Regions from separate parts of the Homo sapiens genome. Here region 1 is linked to region 2. Evidence: chromatin loops called from intact Hi-C (ENCODE). Cell type or tissue: B cell. All regions are shown on one strand.

What was found. Hi-C counts contacts between places; a loop is a spot of excess contacts. Peaks named below come from ENCODE experiments on the same cell type or tissue, not always from the same donor. Only the 100,000 strongest peaks of a DNase experiment are listed, where the experiment ranks them.
Region 1: it touches region 2 in a loop (3-fold over the local background); 2 of 110 quality-filtered maps call a loop at or near these places.

The regions. Positions count from the first base shown.
Region 1 is chr2:168,040,429-168,045,428 of GRCh38, forward strand. All of the region lies in intron 14 of STK39 (serine/threonine kinase 39), which reads right to left. Among named protein-coding and RNA genes, the nearest start is that of B3GALT1-AS1, 100 kb to the left of the region's middle. In B cell, no CTCF peak of the experiment used is centred here; a DNase peak (open chromatin) is centred at 2,063; H3K4me3 peaks cover 472 bases; H3K27ac peaks cover 577 bases.
Region 2 is chr2:167,962,827-167,967,826 of GRCh38, forward strand. STK39 (serine/threonine kinase 39) reads right to left here. Exons shown (of 18, transcript NM_013233.3): 17 at 1,836-1,900. Among named protein-coding and RNA genes, the nearest start is that of B3GALT1-AS1, 24 kb to the left of the region's middle. In B cell, CTCF peaks have their summits at 2,284 (motif pointing right) and 2,483; no DNase peak of the experiment used is centred here.

The sequences.
Region 1 (5,000 bases), 78 kb after region 2:
TTCAACAAATGCTTTTCGCTAAGTTCTCAAGTGTAATCTTCTTCATGTGGATGAAAAATGTAATACATACCTTCTTCAAAATGGGATAACTTTAGGAATTCCCTACTGGAGAAAATTACTGCCATATAACCTCACTGGACAACAGTTCAAAACATGAAATCCTTCCCAATAAATTTTTTATCCAGATTTCTTCACCTAGAATTTTAAGTGAAATATAGACTTTAATTAATAATTATATGAAGTTTCATTTTCATAAGGAAGTAATACAAGCATATGGCATCTTCATACCTTTAATTGACAAAATGTTTATATTTCTGAAACCCCAGGACTATCAAGGACTTAACCCATAACATTGAAACTATCTCTGTATATGTTTATCTTCTCTCCAAAGCTAAGGGTTCTTTTCCCTTGACACTTAATACAGCACTGCCTTGTTATAGAGTAAGCACTTAAAAAAATAGTCACTGAATTACATAAAGTGACGTTTCTCTCTTTTTTAGTACATGGAACTGTTAACCCATTAAGTTACACAGGTCCCATACTCATGCCTCTTTAAATTTTGTGCATTATGGGAATCAAGGGCACTGTGCGAGGCATGGAACATAGAGAAGTAAACAAAATAGACCTGGTCCTTGCCCACTTGGAGCTTACCGTCTAGGGAGAAGATCATGGGATCTGACCTCAGCAGGTGTGTCCAGGAGGAGCTGTGTTTTTAACAAGTTTAACATTAATATGCTAAAACTAATATTATTGCTGGTGAGAAATATTTGCTATAATTAAAAAATATGCAATCCTTCCAACTCCTAAAGTCCAACTCTTGGAGAGGTATTAATAATATTATTCTATTTATTATTATAAAATATTATTATATTATTTAAAATAATAAAAGTTCCAAAGGATACACAAGGTTTATGGGAAAGGAAGCCATTGATCACACCTACTTGAAAAGTAATTTGCCCAGGCTAATATCACTTCTCCTATACTGTATGGTTTACAAGTATGCTGTCCACTGTATATTTGGGGAAAGAATTATTGGCTCTTTAAAAAAAAAAATGCATGATCTATCCCCAAAGTTCCTTCTCTACAGTATGTCTGCAAGTGGAGGCTCGTCTGTCTAAGTGACATCAGATTTTTGAATTTTCCAATGAGAATGGTAATGCTGCTAGTTACTCATCTGATCTGTAAACCTAAGAATTCCCTTCAGTCAACATACAGCAAATGGGTACTTTAGATGGTGGTCAGAACTCCTAACTTGGACTAACTGCTATTCTTTCCCTGCTAAAAACATTTCCTTAACTTTAAGCTCAAGATCTTCTCTCAGAGTTGATCAGTGGAAAGAAAACAGACCTGAACTTGGTTTAGGCTCTGAAGAAATTACTTTATGTTGTATGCTGTAATTCAATGAAGATAAGCCCTTGACTTCTAAGGAGTGTCAATCTAAGAAAAAATAACTCAAGAACATTTTTTGCAACAGTAGGTCAAGCTCTCTGCCATGTTATCCAAGGTTCTTTATAGAAAGAACCAAGAGATAAATTCCACTTGAATTTGGTATCAAGCAAAAGCTTGCCTCGCTATATAATCTTTTAATCCTATAGGTCTACTTTTGTCAAGAGAGGAGGACTAAATAGACAACTATAATTTCCTGGTTGCTAACAAGCTGAAGGCTAAATTTTCTTCTCAGTGATTGTAATTATATCACTCTGGGTTCCCTGCCCAATTCTCTTTCCACTCTCAAGATATTTTTAAAATCTCATTTTAGCTTCATTTTACTTCACCTACTTTATGCTTTCATACTGTAAGTCACCTTAAATCTTCTCTGGAACAAGGCAAGGTAAAAATAAATCATTCATTTATATCATGTGGTTACATCAATGCTTACTCAACTTTCAGTTCCTCTAAATATTTCTAGGGTATCTCTCTGTCCATCTCTCTACGGAAAAGCCCTCCCTTTAAAAATCATCTTCATACTCAACCTAACTTTCTACTGTTACTTTGTATATTAAAAACAACAAAGAGATAGGTTATGGCACAATTCCTATTTAAGTCCGGTTAGCCCAGTTCAAAGGTAGGGGTTACAATGGAGTCTGGGCATTCCTGGAAAAACAGTAACAACAGGTTTGAAGGATCTTAATTCTATCTTCCTTCCTTCTTTTTTTTTTTTTTTTTTCTTGAGATGGAGTCTCGCTCTGTCACCCAGGCTAGATTGCAGTGGCATGATCTTGGCTCACTGCAACCTCTGCCTCTTGGGTGCAAGCAGTTCTCTGCCTCAGCCTCCCGAGTAGCTGGGATTACAGGCGCCTGCCACCATGCTCAGCTAATTTTTGTATTTTTAGTAGAGATGGGGCTTCACCATCTTGGCCAGGCTGGTCTTGAACTCCTGACCTTGTGATCCACCCATCTTGGCCTCCCAAAGTGCTGGGATTATAGGAGTGAGCCACTGCACCCAGCCACCTTCCTTCTAATTTTGGAGCTTTGCAGGGTCCATAGATGGGTTTCTGGGGATCAGTAAACCTATCTAAACCACCTGCAAAATACTATGTAAATGTTAAATATGTATTTGGTAGGGGCAGGAGGGGGAAGCTACAGGCTTAATCTGAGTTTTTAGGTCCCTAACACCCACAGTTAAGAACTATTATCTACCTGGCCCCTCCGTCCCCACCGCCCAACTTTACCCAGTCAATCTTCAACTACCTGACTGACGGCTATGAATACAAAATACAGTTCAAAGCCCACCTTTTACTCAGCAATCAGAGTATGTTTTCCTTTATCATTTAACTTGGTTTATTCATTTTATACCCCCAGAACAGTGTCTGAAACAAAGGTCAATTCAACAAATGGAATTAATTAATCTGAGGTGTTCTATTTATTACTCATTGATGGCAAAAAAAAATCACTCATCAATAACTAATAGAGGCAAGTAATCTGGAGGCTGATGATTCCTAATTTTTAAATTGAAAATAAATACAAACCCCAGTAACAGAATCAATTAAGTGTGTATATACAGCAAAAAGGCAAACAAACAACCCCCAAAATGTAGTTAAACGATATTTCCCTACTTGATTAAATCATGTTGCAGCTGCTTCTAAATTTTAAAACACAGAAGCAATGCAAATGTGAATTTTCTCTGCAAATTCTCCTTGCAGGAGTGACACAGCAAAGAGGAATATAATAGGTTACAACTAACTCAGAAGTACAACACAGGCACAATTTCTGACCACCAACAAAGATGTAGGAGGCTGCTAACACAACCATAGCCCTTTCTCAATTCTTTTCCTGGTTTCTGACCTGAACTTTGTCATTAGCACATATTACTCTGTGAAGATTTTGATCATCTCACAATTTCTGACTTCGTACTTGCAGCAGCCTTATTATGTATGCTTCAAAGCTAGAGGATTTTAATTTCCATTTTTTATTTGCACTCAGGAGGCTGCAGATTATCCAGTATAGAAATTCCCTAGAGTGAGAATCTCTTTATATAAAATAATTCCCTACACTCGCAATTCTTTATATTAGAACAATAATAGATGTAGGCATTATTATTGAGGATTTAGCTAGAGGAAAGCAACCTCTCAAATAGAACAGCACTTTATCAAAATAATTATTATTCCTTTCTCTGGGGAGGTTGTGTGAAAGCCCTTGTTCATCTCTGCAACATGTTAAAATGTATCACTTTTATATGGCTCCTTTTTTTCATGAAGTAGGCAGCAGCACAAGTAAATAACAATAGCTGACTTTTGAGAGAAAGGGGAAGATCCTTGCAATACTGTTGAGTATATCACGGGTATTGTCACTTTAACAGCAGAGATAACCTCCCTTTAAGGTAACCTTAGACTTAATGGACCTTTCTACAGTTTCAACACCAATAACATAGTAGAGATTAGGATGGAAAAATAGATATATGGTCCTTTCCTTATCACTCAATATGCAACTTGAAGTCCAAGGCCACTACGATAAGTTTGGAGTCCTTAAACATGGTGATTTACTGAACATCATAAAGTCAATTCTAGCCTAAGAGAGGTTACTGGGCATCAGCTTGATTTGTCCTTAAAGTAAGCTTGATAAAATACTGAAATATGACCCAAAGACTGTTTATAAGAAAGATGCTAACACTGAAAAGATCAGCCTCTAATAATTATCTAAGAAACAGGAAGGAAAGTATAAAAGGACCAGGAGTTTAGAAAAAGAGAAGAAGAAGATTAAAATGTACACTGCACCAAATCTACAAATACCCAAATTCATGCACTTTGTTGCACTGTGGTGAGGCAAACCCAAGGGAACCAGTGACAGCTTTTTGGGAAGGTGAGCGAAGACCTGTTTGTCTGCAGTGGAAGGAGAGGCCAACTGCATGCTGGGCAAGGGTCACAGAAGACAAATAAGATTGGGAAAGGAGACCAAGAATGTAAACCAACCAACCATGACTAAGGGCCAAACAGGTAATAATTCCAACAGACCCACTGCCAAAGACAGTGGTTAATTACATTCTCCTTTCAGGTAAGTACAGGAAAAAATGAGTAACTATACTGAAGAGGAATCAACCTGATAACAGAGAAGAGAAAGAAAAGCATTCAGTGAACAGCAAGCTCCTTGTAACTTCTGTTGAAAGTAAAGGCACAAGTCAAAAAAACAAAAAACAAACAAACAAAAAAACCAAAAAAAACCCAACATTGTTCATTTGCATCTTATAAGTGACCAAAAAAAAGTTATAAACAAGAATATAATGATGTTATTTCAAAATTTAATCTGGTTAAAAAAAAAATCAAGTTAGTCCTAAACCTGTGCCTTGGTACATTTTCACATTTCTTCTTCCATTCCTCCCACACCCTGGGTGTTTCCTCTTCTTTTAACCTGCAGAGCACAGCTAGAAGCTACACAACAGAGCTGGAAGGCATCCTCTAGAACAGAAACACTCAGGCCCCCTGCCTCACCCACCCCCACACCCCCTGCAGCAGGCCAGAGGCAGTCTTAGCCGTCCACCCCAGTTGACACTGATATTTGAAAAA
Region 2 (5,000 bases):
CCAGGGGGGAGTCTGCAGCTTCCAGACTCAGGATCTGTGTGATCGCTGTGTGATCCTGGGCAAATCCACCCCAGCGAGCCCGAGGTTCCCGAGATGTGAAATGGGCCTACTACCAGAGATAATGGTAAAGCAGGAGAGCTGGAGGAGTGGGGGCAGACCAGGCTTCATTAGCCTGTCCCGGGTGTGCGGTTTACAATAGGGCAGTGGAAACACTGTGTCTACCACATTTTGGGATTGTAGGAGGATTACTCTGGCTACAGGCACAGGGTGGTAAACAGAGCCAAAAGCTGACAAACTGGTGGCAGGAAGATTAGTTTGTGAAGATGAGAGAATCCTGCTTGGGTGCAGGAAATGGAGATGCAGGGAAGAGGACAGAATCCAGAGAGAATTTAAGAAACATATAAGCTGATTAGGAGATGAGGGAGAGTTTTACATTATTCTTATGGTTTACCTAGAGATTGTACAGCGGCTGTTTTCACAAAATCTTCGGTAGTAGGAAAGGGCCAGGGTTACTGTTCCTCTTTCATAATAAAATGAGAAAAGTCCAGCATGAGAGTTTCAAACTCTTATCTCTGTTTGCATATTACAAATTAGGAAAATGTTCTTGAGGTGGTATTAAAAAAATGAATAAAGGGACATATATTGGCTTGAAATGCTGACACAGGCTGCCATTTTCTCATCAATATACTCTCACATTAAAAAAAAAAAAAACACACACATTAAGAGGTGACAGTGTCATCCCAAACCAGAAAAGGGATTTTCCTATTTGTTAACCTAGCACTCTACATCTGAATAAAATGTTACTTTCTTATCAAAGCAAAAAGAATTCCTTCAGATATATCTTTTCTGTGAAAATCTTTGTGTTTTTCTTTTATCACACAGCCTAGCTATCTAAAATTAGATGGGAAGCAAGACCCAGGAAGTTAATTAGCACCAGGCTCACATTTACTGTAACTAATCATTTAGCATTTTTGGTCACCCACATTTTCCATTTAATTTCACAAATATAAAAAAGATCATCAATCTATGTTGTGCACAGCAAAGTGTTGGTCATCTAGATCTAAAATTGCTTCTGGGATTCTGACCAGCCTTTGATAAAATTAACTTACGATTTTTAAAATGTACCTTAATGTACTGTTCGCTAAAATTTTTTGGAAAACGGTCACTTTTGACTATCTGGACTTCTCTCCATTTCTGACCACCACCATCTTGGTCTCACAGTGACCCCAGAATGTCCGGCACTCTGTATCTCTGTGGCCACCTAGTACTTAAGTTTACAATCTACTAGTGCAGAATAACTGTTGAAATATCTCCTTTCTACAAAAATCTGTTACTGTTGATTTGAAATGTGGAAGTAAATTGTTGTGTCTTTGTCCGCCAGCCTTTGGTGAGTTGTTCTACAATTGCTTCCAATTACCTAAACCATTTCTACAACAATCAGCCTCTATTTTTAAAAGTTAGAACCACTTGGCTTTTGTCTTAGGAAAGCTTTATTAAGAGTGTTGCTTTGAATTCAGTGTAATTTTGTCTTTATGGTCAAGTTGCAATACAAACTGCAAGCAAAATGATCTAGGCTTCAAGATTCTTATATGGCCGCTCTTAGTCAAAGGTGTGACGATAAGAAAAAGCTATGCTCATAGAAGAGGACACTTCCAGTCACAATCAGAAAACGTTCCCTAACGCTGCAGAGTCAAATGCTTCCAAATGCAAAAATTGATTCTAAAAGAAAACAACAACAGCAAAATTACAGAGTAGGTTATTAAACTAGATTATTATTCCCTGCTGGCACAGCATGGCAAAATATTACCTCCTTCTTTCCATAACTTTCCACTTACCAACTTAAATGTCAATGTTTTTAAAGCTTTGGGATCATCTACAATCTTCTGTAAATTAGCAGCCACTGTAAAATATAAACGTAGAGAGAAAGTTTCCAGATTATTTCCAATAACAGTGGATTTTCACATCAATGACTCAGAAAATTTGACTAATGATGCAATAAACTGCAAAATCATTTTTCATAAACATTGCAAAGTCCATATAAATGACCAAATTACTCTCATACAGATATTTCTACAACAATTGATATCATTTCAGCAATCTTGTATCTATGCACATCTGAATTAATCACTGTATGTCAACTCTGCATTTCATATAATAAAATCTGAAATTTCTAACGGAAAGTAGAAATGATAGCAGCCCCCAGTGTTTCCGCCACTTGGCTTCTCTAAATATTCATTACTAAGAAATTTATTAGCCAGGAGAGGGCAGTACAAAACAAAGAGGAGAGGTAGTGGGGAGAAAAAAAAAACAAAAAAAAACAAAGGCTTTCTCTGGAAATAGAAGGTCAGCACATTTGAACCCCTGTCCTATAAATTCACTCAATTCTCTGAACCCATTTTTATCAAGGCAACAAAATACAGTGGATAACCTCTACAACTCAAGCGCATGTTTTAAGGCTTTCAGAGCACAGTGATCTGTCAAACCAGGGAAGTGCCACCTTGAATAATACCCAAGTTTGCTGAACAGGGTCAAGCACTAGAGTAGACGCTGTCAGTTTGGAGCTCAGTGCTGCAGATATGTTTTCAGTATTAGCTGGATTCATTGGAGATCTGTCCTTGTTCTTCACGGTGTAATGATCTATCTGATACTCCAGTAGAGAAGTCAGTTTTTTCTGCTTACTCCTCTGGCTCAGGGTACTGCTAATGAACAGAATTATCAAAAGCTAATGATGATGGAAACTTAAAACTTACTTTTTCCATGTCCACACCTGAAGTATAAAGTCCTGAAAGTCAAATAAGGGCTATTGCTTAGGGAAGGAGAAGTTACTGCTGAAGAAATTATGGGAGAATGTCGTGTTTGTCATTTTTATTTTTTTATGAGTAAAATTATCTGCTGCTTCAGTAGTTAGGTATTGAAGTTACCTGAATTTTTTAAGATAAAAAAATTTTAAGATAAAATAGTACACATACAAGTATTTTGAGAAAAGTGTTTCAAGTAGAAAAATTTAAGTAGAAAGTAGTAAGAAATCTGCGCAAGTTTTAATTTTCTCTAAGGTCGACTGACAACAACCTAGATACATGGATTTTCTGCAGATTAGTTTATTTCATTTAATCCATCAGCTGCAGAGGAGAAAAAAGAAAAATTATGTACTCAATATGGCCTATTTCTCTTTATAAACCATAATTGCAAGCATCATTTTATCTTCATTTGTTGCCCTTTTAATACTTCCATTCTGAGTGATCTGCAGTTTCATTTTTACCAACACTCCTCCCATCTGCCTCCTCTTTTTCTCCTCTTTCTTTTGCCCACATAAGCAAGCACACACATATCGGGTACACCCCAGGGCACCAATTCCAGAATAGTTATCATCGCAAAGCTTCCTGTGGCCTTTCAACAGTTTTCTGAACATATTTTAGACACTAAAATCATCAAGTCATTTATGCAAGAAACATTGGCTCATGGAGTGCAAAGCTCTGCTGTAAAATCCTGTCCACCAAAGCCAGTATTTATCATGTCAGGGCACTCTGACTACATGCAAATTACAGCAAATGAACACAGTACCCATTTTCTTAAAACATAAAAGTGTTCTAATAGTTCCTCTGATTTGGGCTGATTTCATGAGTGGCCATAAATTCTTCGTATAAATTTCAGTCCTTTCATTAGTTTCTCAGTTAATGTGGATGATTTACTGCCTTGTTCTGGGTCATCTATTTCCAGTCTGCTCTCTAATGTTCAGTCAAAAGCAGAGCTCTAGCCTACACTAATTCACAACCCTCTCTCCGGTGTACACGTATATATACAAGGGCCAATTTCCAGGGAATGTGTCAAGCAACTTGGAGACCTAAGGGCAAGATGGAGCTGCCTGCATCTTAAACAATCATCCCAGAAACCACACTCCCCAGTTGTGAATCTCACACCTCTGGGACATTAAAAATTCAAATTCTGTCTTCAGCTCAAAGTAAAAATAAGCAAAACTGGCCACTTACCTGATTACTTATCCCAGCTGCTAGGCTTATTTTCAATTTGGTTGATTCTAATTTGTTGTAAAGTGCTATAAAACACCTTCATTTAACTGACATCACATAAAATTCAGGGTGATGCTAATTTCTTTTCCAGTAGCAATGCTCATTAAAAAGATGGGTGTCACTGTTTCCTCCCATCTCCTGACTGTGCACCTGGATTTCAAAAATAAAAACGCTCCTTACCTGGAACGTGAGCTGAGAAGGAAGGGCTGGGTAGGGCTGGCTGTTGCTTTAGAGCTGCCTGAGCCTGTGCTGAGAACACTGACCTTTGTGTTGTAAGACACTCGAGTTTCTGGAAAATGTGGGACTTCTGAACCCTGCTTGCTCAGTAGCCACTGACTCATTTCAAATCCCTCTTGGTTTTCCCAAATAAAACTCATGCCCCTTGGTTTCTGCAGCAGACATTGTGCTATCTTCTTTGAACTAGTCCCTCCCTTCCCAGCCCACAATCTCTGCCATTTGGGCAAACAGGGACACCAATAATATGCACTGAGGCCCCCAGGGACTGTGGCCCTCAAGCCCTGTCACTAGGGCTTTACCAACACTCCTCCCACCCGCCTGTCCCTACAGGGTATCTTTATGTGAACAGTTAATTTTTTTTCTATTTTTTTGTTTCTCTGTATCATACTTTAGGCTTGAATACCTGTCAGGGCTGGAAGTTTCTATTTACTTTTTTTTTGTTTTGGAGAACATTTGGCCTAAGGTATGATAAGTATTGTTCTTTATGAAACTGTAACAATATCAGTAACAGCCACACGGAAAAGACGCTGATGCTCAGTACTTCCCTGAATCTAAACAGAAAGGGAAATAAGATCATCCTAGGGGTAATCCACTGGAGGCAAGGCAGCGGAGCCGACACTTTTTTGGCAAACTAAGTCAGGCATTCTCCAGACACTGTTTTCTGTATACATTCCTTGCACTATTCAAATTCTCCACATTTTTTAAAATATAATTTCAACTTTTATTTCAGATTCAGGG